Linked DNA regions of Homo sapiens: region 1 is linked to region 2. The links are chromatin contacts, found by Hi-C or POLR2A ChIA-PET in ENCODE. All regions are on one chromosome and are shown on one strand. Each heading gives the region's core, a stretch centred on a gene start or an enhancer-like site at or near the end of the contact. The rest is flanking DNA. Distances are from core to core; before and after follow the strand shown. Region 1 holds the start of LINC02245 (long intergenic non-protein coding RNA 2245). Region 2 has its middle 30 kb from the start of LINC03050.

What was found. A loop is a pair of places that touch in the nucleus more often than their neighbours do. ChIA-PET counts read pairs that join two places held with the same protein, here RNA polymerase II (POLR2A). Pooled maps may share reads with other maps.
Region 1: a map of IMR-90 shows a loop between it and region 2 (4-fold over the local background). The contact joins the promoter of LINC02245 here to the enhancer-like site in region 2. A Hi-C loop is called at or near these places in 2 of 168 maps with a recorded cell type or tissue (IMR-90 and heart left ventricle), 1 of 37 single-sample maps with no recorded cell type and 5 of 50 pooled maps. POLR2A ChIA-PET finds 5 or more read pairs at or near these places in 1 of 52 experiments (BJ).

The regions. Positions count from the first base shown.
Region 1 is chr2:64,930,237-64,935,071 of GRCh38, forward strand. It overlaps LINC02245 (long intergenic non-protein coding RNA 2245), which reads right to left and starts at 2,211. Exons shown (of 3, transcript NR_036586.1): 1 at 2,109-2,211. RefSeq lists enhancers at 2,586-2,725, 2,766-2,835, 2,876-3,025.
Region 2 is chr2:65,569,573-65,574,823 of GRCh38, forward strand. No RefSeq gene overlaps it. Among named protein-coding and RNA genes, the nearest start is that of LINC03050, 30 kb to the right of the region's middle. Within about 2 kb of position 3,724, at least 2 of the 41 ENCODE cell types and tissues checked have a DNase peak (open chromatin) inside an H3K27ac peak, as active enhancers do.

The DNA of each region.
Region 1 (4,835 bases), core at 961-3,460, 640 kb before region 2:
CCATTCCCACTAGCAGGGTATGAGAGTTCTAGTTTCTTCACATTCTTGCCAAAATTTGGGATGATCAGTCTTTTAAACTTTAGACATTGTAACATATGCATAGTGGTATATTGTGGTTTTAATTTGCATTTCCCTTATGACTAATGATCATAAGGGATCATTAGTCAATGATGCCTTCATCATTGACTGATGACCAAAGCATCATCTTTGGTGAAATGTGGAATTAAATCTTTGCAAAAGTAAAATTTTGCACAGTTTAGTGTCCTGTGTCATTTATTTGCCAAACATCACAATGCTATGACCTGCTACTTCCTGACACACTGACTTAACCCCTCTAAGTGTGCATTCAAAATCCTAGCATCAGTAAAAGCCAGCATTTATGAGGTGCTTATTACATGCCATTGCCTGTGCTTAGCATTTTATGCGTACTAACTCAGTTATTCCTTACAACATCTCACTTTTTGGGTGAGAAAACAGTGACCCAGAGAGATGAAGCAACTTGCCCCAAATCACACAGCTAGTTCAGTGGTAGAGCAGGGGCTCAAAGTTGTGTGGGAAGTGGGAGAGAAGAATATAAAGAAGCATTGGTCTGCAGTTGAGAATTCATCTGCGGTTTTTCCACATCCTTTGTGCAGAAGGTGAATAGATCGTGGAATTGATCTGGAGTCCAGAATTTTGCCAAGTGCAGAGGACCACAGGGTATGATATCGACCAAGTTATTTGAAGTGACTGATTAGGTGATCTTGACTAGCTAGAGAAGGAAGACAGAAGAAAGAAAGAGCAACAATGGAGGAGTCAGAGGGCTCCAGGAGGTTGGAGGGCCATGACAGGCAAGAGAGTGCTGCAAACATGGATGATTTTGGCTAAAGTGAGATGTAGGAACTTGGGAATTCATAGGCGACAGGGCTCCTAGTACTGATGGGGTTCAGGCACAAGGAGGTTGGATACTGGCAATCAGGAAATGAAGGGCAATGTCACTAAATGGCTTGAGTCCCAAAGAGATAGTCATTTATTTTAATTTTTTTCTAGAGAAAAACAGTTTAGATGCATTCAGACTATTTTCTGTTTTTTCATTCACATGTTATTTTTTATGGAATGAAATCTATCAATATCTTCCTTTATGGTTTGGGTGATGTTTCAGGGTGTTCAATCATCCCCATTTGCATGGAACTGTTCAGTTTTAGCACTGAAAGTCCCACATCCTGGGAAATTCCTCAGTCCCGGGCAAATCAGAACAGTTGGTCACCTTAGAAGCCATGGACTCTCATACTTCAAAAATTACCAATAGTCTCGCAACCAGTTCTCTCCTTTCATTCTCATCCCTCCTCTCTTGCTGAATTATTATCCAAAATACAAAAGAACAAACTCACAGACTGGTAGGAACCTACATCTTTAATCCTAACCCCCGTTACCTGCTTTGGATATCCAACACTCTAACCAAATAGGCTTAATTAAATATGATTCCCCAAACACCCCCACCCCAGGTGTCTCAGTCACTCTGTGCTGTTATAAATGACTATATACTGGGTGGCTTAGACAACAGAGATTTATTTCTCACTGTTCTAGAGGCCGGGAAGTCAGATCAGGGCGCCAGCATGGTCGGCTCTGGTAAGGGACCTCTTCCTCGTTTGCAGATGACCATTCTCTCGTTGTGTCCTCACATGGCAGAGAGGATAGAAAGCAAGCTCTCTCCTGTCTTTTCATGAAGACACTAATCCCATTCATGAGGGATTCACCCTCATGGCCTAATTACTTTCCAGAGGCCACACCACCTAATGCCATCACAATGGGGACTGGGCTTCAACAAGTCGATTAGGGGGAAGGGGGGAGCCACAAGCATCCAGTCCATAGTACCAGGCTCTCATATCTCAGGCCTCTGTTCCTGGTCTTCTCCTTCCCTGAATTTTCTCTCCCTTTGCAGCCTGCCTGCCTCCCATTCTTCCTTTCAGACCTTCCTTTGAAGCAACCTTGTCTAGGAAGGCTTTGCAACCTGAACTCTTCCTCCTTAGATATTTATAGCTCTTTGAGCTCCTCTATTAATTATAACAAGGTAGTAAGTGACAGAACATCTGACACCAGATGGCTCAAACAAACGAAAAGCACCCTACCTTTGGAAGGTAGATCCACATTCAGGCATAGTCGGATTACAGGATCAGAGCATAGCCATCCAGATTCTGTATCTCTTCCTCCATCTCTCAACTCTAGGTTACCTCTCTCCTCGGGCAGCCCCTCCCCTCACAGCTGTAAGAGCATCGGCAGCTTCTTGGGCTGCATTTTTTCAGGGTATGGGAAAAGAGGAGGAGTTACTATATCAACATCCCCAGAGGCTGAAAATGCCCCTGACTGGACCACTTTATTCCATCGCTGTGGTCAGGAGGTTGTGCAGGGCCATGAGGCTGCACAGGTGGTTGTTATGCATTGCATGACACCAAGAGGTGCCATTCACATAGTCTGCAACACAGCTACCGGACCGAGCACACCCTTTCACCTCTCTGGGTCTCAGTTTCATGAGTCAGATAAGAGTGACAAATCTGAGGTCTCCTTTAGTCCTACAGATCTACCATTCCACCATTCTGTGACCTCCTCTGTTGAAATAGTATTTTAGTGGTTTGGCTATCTTTCCATGAAGAGTTCTTAAACTCTCTTTTTATCTATGTTCATCCCCCTCCAGAATAACAAGTGGGTGGTAAGCTTTTTTAAAAAGAGGAAGCAGAGAAGCCCAAAGAAATTAAGATGTAAAAATAGTACATTGTGAAAATTCTCAGTTCCGTGTTACCACTGGTCATATCTATTTGGCTGGACAAGTTATAATGTAGTCGCCATTTGCTGAGTGTTTGTTACATGCTTGCTTCTAAATGTTCCTTGTGTGTTACATCTTCTAGTTTCTTCTGGTGACCCCCATGGACTAGATGGTACTGTACCTGTTGTTCCCATTTTATAGACAAAGAAAGTAAGCCCTGGAAAGTTGCTCGGGGTGCATGTTCACCGAATGGTGGCATCTGGATTTGAACATATGTTTGCTGGGCTTCACATTTCTCTCTGACCCAACACACTGTGTCACTCCTTCGTCAGAGTCTCTGCTGGAGTTCATCGAGTCTCAACTGGGGGCTCTAGCCCAAGGGAGTGATGTACTTGCTGGTTCACAGGAACATGAGTGTTTTTAAAAGGAAGATTCAATTTTAATATAATTAATAATTATAAATAATAACAATTTTATATTTGGAAATTTTTATTTTCTGACAAAAGTATAGAAAGTAAAATTCAATAAAATACTCTTGGCTGGTTGCAGTGGCTCATGCCTATAATCCCAGCCCTTTGGGAGGCCAAGATGGGTGGATCACGAGGTCAAGAGAGTGAGATCATCCTGGCCAACATGGTGAAACCCTGACTCTACTAAAAATACAAAAATTAGCTGGGTGTGGTGGCACACGCCTATAGTCCCAGCTACTCGAGAGGCTGAGGCAGGGGAATCGCTTGAACCTGAGAGGCAGAGATTGCAGTGAGCCGAGATCGCACCACTGCACTCCAGCCTGGTGACAGAGCAAGACTCCATCTCAAAAAAAAAAAAAATACTCATGGCAAGTGGGGACACACAGACAAGAGAGATGCTTCTTCATGTATCAGAACCTTGGGTCAGGGATGACCTTTGAGACTTGTATGTCGATCTGAAGAAGAAATTGTTTTTAAAAAGCTGAAAAGCACAGATCGATACAATAATGGGCAGGTCTTATTTTAGTTAGTATCTGTTTCAATTCAGTCTCTACTTTGCTGCCCAGGGCTGTGTGTATGCCACTAACCTTTCCCAGGGAGTGCTGGTCAACCAGGAGAGCAGGCTGGATGTTGTAGGGGAGCCCTGCCTCTCCAGGCAGCAGCAGGTAGGTCAAGACTCAGACAGCCTCTCTTCCAAGCCTGGCTTCCTGGATCTTTGTCCAACCCTAACGTGTGATGGGAGGTACACAATGCAAAAATAACCAAAGAGACCTAACTGGGTTGCTGCTGAAAACAAGGGCTTTTTCATATGAAGATGTCACATTAAGGAAAGAATACCATGCAAGCTGATAGACGACTGTTCCGCAGGAAGGTGGAACCAAGGTGGTCCCTGCTTGTCCATGCATGGGGCACCATCTCTTGGTGTTTCTAGAGTAATGAATAAATGTTCTTGTATTCCAGTGAGTTTCCTAGTGGATAGTTCACTGACCTGTTTATTTGCAGGCCTAGATTCTTCTGTGTAAAAATGGAGACTTCATTTTGCCCTTGGCTTGAACTGGTGCTCAATACCCACAAGTCCTACATGATTCTGTCTACAAACTCGGTGGCGGTTGTTGGTGTAGTCCACCAAGTGTTTTTAGTACTCCACCTGGAACATGGAAAGATTATACTTCCTCCCCCCTTGAAGTTGGGTGTGGCCACATCATTTGCATTGGTGAGCGAAGGTGAATGGAACTGAGGTGTGTCACTGCCAGACAGGAGCTAGTGCAAGATTCATTCATCTTGCTCATTCTGGCAAAGCAACCAGCAACAATGGAGGCAGGGAAGCTCCATCAGCTTGAGTGACTCTGAGTGATATCTTGACATCACTCTGAGTGACTCTGACAAGCACAGCCTCCTTGTGGACTCCTAACGGACATGCAGCATGAGAAATAAATCTTTGTTCCTTTAAGCCACTATAATATTGGGATTATCTGTTACTGATACATAATCTAGTCAATGCTAACTGACACAAACTCCTGCTCCCTCCAAGAATGGTACCACCCCATACCTCAGTAATTAATAATCCACTGTTTTCCTCTAATTCATCACTATTTCATGCATTTTAGGTTTGTGCCTACAACTGA
Region 2 (5,251 bases), core at 2,474-4,973:
TCTCCTGCCTCAGCCTCCTGAGTAGCTGGGATTACAGGCACCTGTCACCATGCCTGGCTAATTTTTGTATTTTTAGTAGAGACAGGGTTACACCATGTTGGCCAGGCTAGTCTCAAACTCCTGACCTCAGGTGATCCACCCTCCTCGGCCTCCCAAAGTGCTGGGATTACAGGCATGAGCCATTGTGCCCAGTGATTCATTCTATTCTTTTCTTTTCCTCTTTCTTTCTTCCTTCCTTTCTTTCTCTTTCTTCTTTCTTTTCTTTTCTTTTCTTTCTTTCTTCCTTCCTTCCTTTCCTTCCTTCCTTCCTTCCCTCTTTTCTTTTCTTTCTTTTTTCCTTTCTTTTCTCTCTCTCTCTCTTTCACTCTCTCCTGTTGAGACGGAGTCTCGCTCTGTTGCCCAGGCTGGAGTGCAGTGGTGCGGTCTCTGCTCACTGCAACCTTCGCCTCCCGGGTTCGAGCAATTCTCTTGCCTCAGCTTCCTGAGTAGCTGGGATTACAGGCAGGCACCCCATGCCTGGCCAATTTTTGTATTTTTAGTAGAGATGGGGTTTCACAATGTTGGTCAGGCTGGTCTTGAACTCCTGACCCTGTGATCCGCCCGCCTCGGCTTCCCAAAGTGGTGGGATTATAGGCGTGAGCCACTGCGCCCGGCTGATAGTTTCTTTTGCTTTTCAGAGACTGTTTAGTTTAATTAGGTCCCACTTGTCAATTTTTTTTTTTTTTTGTTACTGTTTTTGGAGGCTTCATAATGAAGTCTTTGCCTGGGTCAATGTCCAGAATGTTATTTCCTAGATTTTCTTCCTGGGTTTTTATAGTTTTAAGTTTTACATTTAAGTCTTTAATCCATCTTGAGTTGATTTTTGTACATGGTGTAAGGAAAGGGTCCAGTTTCAATCTTCTGCATATGGCTAGCCAGTTATCCCAGCACTATTTATCGAATAGAGAGACCTTTTCCTGTTCCTTGTTTTTGTCAGTTTTGTCAAAGATCAGATAGTTGTAGATGTGTGGCTTTATTTCTGTGTTCTCTAACTGTTCCATTGGTCTATGTGTGTTTTTGTATCAGTACCATGTGGTTTTGGTTACTGTATCCTTATAGCATAGTTTAAAGTTGGGTAGTGTGATGCCTCCAGCTATGTTCATTTTGCTTGGGATTGTTTTGGCTATTCAGGCCCTTTTTTGGTTCCAAATGAATTTTAGAATGTTTCTTTTTCTAATTCTGTGAAAAATGTCATTGGTAGTTTGATAGGAATATCATTGAATCTGTAGATAGCTTTGGACAGTATGTCTATTTTAACAATATTGATTCTTCCTATTCATGAACATGGAATGTTTTTCCATTTGTTTGTGTTATCTCTGAGTTTTTTCAGCAGTGTTTTATAATTCTCCCTGTAGAGATCTCTCACCTCTCTGGTTAGCTATATTCCTAGGTACCTTATTTTTGTGTGTGGCTATTGTGAATGGGATTGCAGTCTTGATTTGGCTCTCAGCTTGGATGCTATTGGTGTATAGAAGTGCTACTGATTTTTGTACATTAATTTTGTATCCTGAAACTTTGCTGAAATTGTTTATCAGATCAATGAACCTTTGGGCAGAGACTATGGGGTTTTCAAGGTATAGAATCGAATTGTCTGGGCCAGGTGCAGTGGCTCATGCCTGTAATCCCAGCACTTTGGAAGGCTGAGGCAGGTGGATCACCTAAGGTTAGCAGTTCAAGACCAGCCTGGCCAACATGGTGAAACTCCATCTCTACTAAAAATAGAAAAATATTAGCCGGGCGTGGCGGTGCTCACCTATAATCCCAGCTACTTGGGAGGCCGAGGCAGGAGAATTGCTTGAACCCGGGAGGCGGAGGTTGCGGTGAGCCGAGATCACACCATTGCACAGCCTGGGCAACAAAAGTAAAACTCTGTCTCTTAAAAAAAGCAAAGAAAAGAAAAGAAAAGAAAAAAATCATATTGTCTGCAAAGAGAGAGAGTTTTTCTTCCTCTTTTCCTATTTGGATTAGGCCTTTTTTTTTTTTTTTTTTTTTTTTGGAGACAGAGTCTCACTCTCTTACCCAGGCTGGTGTGCAAAGTGGTGCGATCTTGGCTCACTGCAACCTCTGCCTCCTGGGTTCAAGCGATTGTCCTGTCTCAGCCTCCTGAGTAGCTAGGATTACAGGCACCCGCCACCACGCCCGGCTAATTTTTGTATTTTTAATAGAGACGAGGTTTCTTCATGTTGGTCAGGCTGGTCTCGAACTCCTGACCTCAGGTGATCCGCCTGCCTTGGCCTCCCAAAGTGCTAGGATTACAGGTGTGAGGCACCGTGCCTGGCCAAGAAGTACGATTTTTGCAAAAAAAAAAAATTCATATAAGAACATGTCCTGGCTAAAAAAAACTAAAGAAATAAAGAATAAAAATAATTTTTAAAAGTCTTTTTTGTTTTTTAAAGCAACCAATTTGCTCCATAGTTATTATGTGAGAGATCTTTAGAATTGTGGATGGCTGGGAAACTACTCATTTGCCACTCATCAAGTAGATTGGTTTTGCTTTTGATTTCTTGGTGATTTCTTGAAAAATGTATCTGCCCTCCCCCCAGCCCCGCCCCGCAAATTCATATGTTGAAGCCCTTAATGGCCCAGAACTTCAGAATGTGACTGTAGATTGTATTTGGAGATAGGGCCTTTAAAGAAGTCATTAAGTTAAAACAGTCTTTAGGGTGGGCCCTAATTCAGTATTACTGGTATCTTTATAAGAAGTGGGGATTAGGACCCAGCCAACACGGGCTGAAGGACAGCCATGTGAGGACACAGTGGAAAGGTGGCTATCTGCAAGACTGGGCATGGTGGCTTACACCTGAAATCCCAGCACTTTGAGAGGCCGAGGTGAGAGGATTGCTTGAGCCCAGGAGTTCAAGACCAGCCTGTGCAATGTGGTGAAACCCTGTCTCTACAAAACAATACAAAAAATTAGCCAGGCATGGTGGCGTGCACCTGTAATCTCAGCTACTCGGGAGGCTGAGGTAGGAGAATTGCTTGAATCCAGGAGGTGGAGGTTGCAGTGAGCTGAGATCCAGCCACTGCACTCCAGTCTGGGCAACAGAGAAGACACTGTCTCAAAAAAAAAAAAAAAAAAAAAAAAGAGAAAAGAAAAAGATGGCCATTTGCAAACCAAGAAGAGAGGCCTCAAGAGAAAATAACTCTCCAACAAAACACTTTGGGCTTCTGTTAAGCCCCCAAGTTTGTTATGGCAGCCCCAGCAAACTAATACATTTGGTTTTTTTTTTTTTTTCTTTTTGAGATGGAGTCTTGCTCTGTCGCCCAGGCTGGAGTGCAGTGGCGCGATCTTGGCTCACTGCAAGCTCCGCCTCCCGGGTTCATGCCATTCTCCTGCCTCAGCCTCCCGAGTAGCTGGGACTACACGCGTCCGCCACCACGCCCGGCTAATTTTTTGTATTTTTAGTAGAGACGGGGTTTCACCGTGTTAGCCAGGATGGTCTGGATCTTCTGACCTCGTGATCCGCCCGCCTCGGCCTCCCAAAGTGCTGGGATTACAGGCGTGAGCCACCACGCCCGGCCACATTTGGGTTTTGTATGACTTGCTTCATTCAGGCCAAAGATAAATTGAGGAACATATATATATATTTGTATTGGACATTTGCTTGGATCCAAAATATGGCAAAATCAAGTCTGTTTATCTAGCGGGAACTTAGCCATTGACTACTTGAGGACTGTTTCTCTTCAAACCTTTGGGGACAGTGACATCTAGTGGTAGTTTCTTTTATATACCCTTTTCAGTTCTCTTCTGGCCGTACATTAGAATCACTTGAGGGGATGGGAAAAACAAAACAAAACAAAAAACAAAAGGCCTTGCGCGGTGGCTCAAGCCTGTAATCCTAGCACTTTGGGAGGCCGAGGCGGATGGATTGCCTGAGCTCAGGAGATCGAGACTAGCCTGGGCAACACAGTGAAACCCCATCTCTACTAAAAAAAAACAAACAAAAAACAAAAAGAAAATTAGCCGGGCGTGCGCCTGTAATCCCAGCTGCTCGGGAGGCTGAGGCAGGAGAATCACTTGAACCAGGGAGGCGGAGGTTGCAGTGAGCCAGGATCGCGCCACTGCACTCCAGCCTGGGTGACAGAGGGAGACGCTGTCTCAAAAAAAAAAAAAAAAAAAAAAAAAAAAAAAAAAAAAAAAAGGCCAATGCCTAGGCTTTACCTAGCCAATTATGCCAGAATCTCTGGGAATGGGAACCAGTCATCAGTATTTAAAAGGGCTTTCTACATTAGTCCAAAGTGTACCCAAGGTTGAGAAGCACAGATTCTTAATGAAAGCAACTCTGGATTGTAAAAATATGAGCTCATATTATGTTGCCATTTCTCACAATATGAAAAAGTTTGTTAACTTCTGCACTTATTTATTGTCCCTCTGCCTCCAAAGAAGGTAAAATACATGAGGGAGGGAGCACGGTCTGGTTAGCTTTTGGATGCCAAGAGCCTGGAACAGTGCTGCACAGTCTGGGCTCATAATAGCTTTTGTGAAATGAATGAATGAAAAATAGAGCATGGGACCAGGCGCCCGGTGGCTCACGCCTGTAATCCCAGCACTTTGGGAGGCCGGGGCGGGAGGATCACCTGAGGTCAGGAGTTCGAGACCAGCCTGGCCAATGTGGTTAAACCCCGTCTCTACTAAAAATACAAAAATTAGTTGGGCGTGGTGGTGGGTGCCCATAATCCCAGCTACTCAGGAGGCTGAGGCAGGACAATCGCTTGAACCCGGGAGGCAGAGGTTGTAGTGAGCCGAGATCGTGCCATTGCACTCCAGCCTGGGCAACAAGAGCTAAAAACTCTGTCTCAGAAAAGAAAAAGAAAAAGAAAAAGAAAAATAGAGCATGCTGTCAGGTTGCATTAATCTGGAATATGGCTGTCATGTGAAACAGCAGTCTCACTGTGAAGTTTAGGACATGTTATATTTGGTTCAATTGAAAGTAACTTATGGAATCTTATAGGATTCCAAATGTCTGAAACAGACGTTTCTTGGTCTGTCATACAACTTTGGTTGACTTCTTGGCATCTTTATGCCTCTGATCCTAGGAGAGGATTTTCTGAGTTTCAATATAGCAGCAGGTTCTCAATGTCTACTAAGTGTTCTAGTTAAAAAGAAATGTTAAACTATTAGCTTTTCTTCTGTGCTTTTCTCCCCATTGTCTTGAGGCTTAGAAAGTTCTATATTATTACAAAACCAGTGAAATACACACTTACAACATTT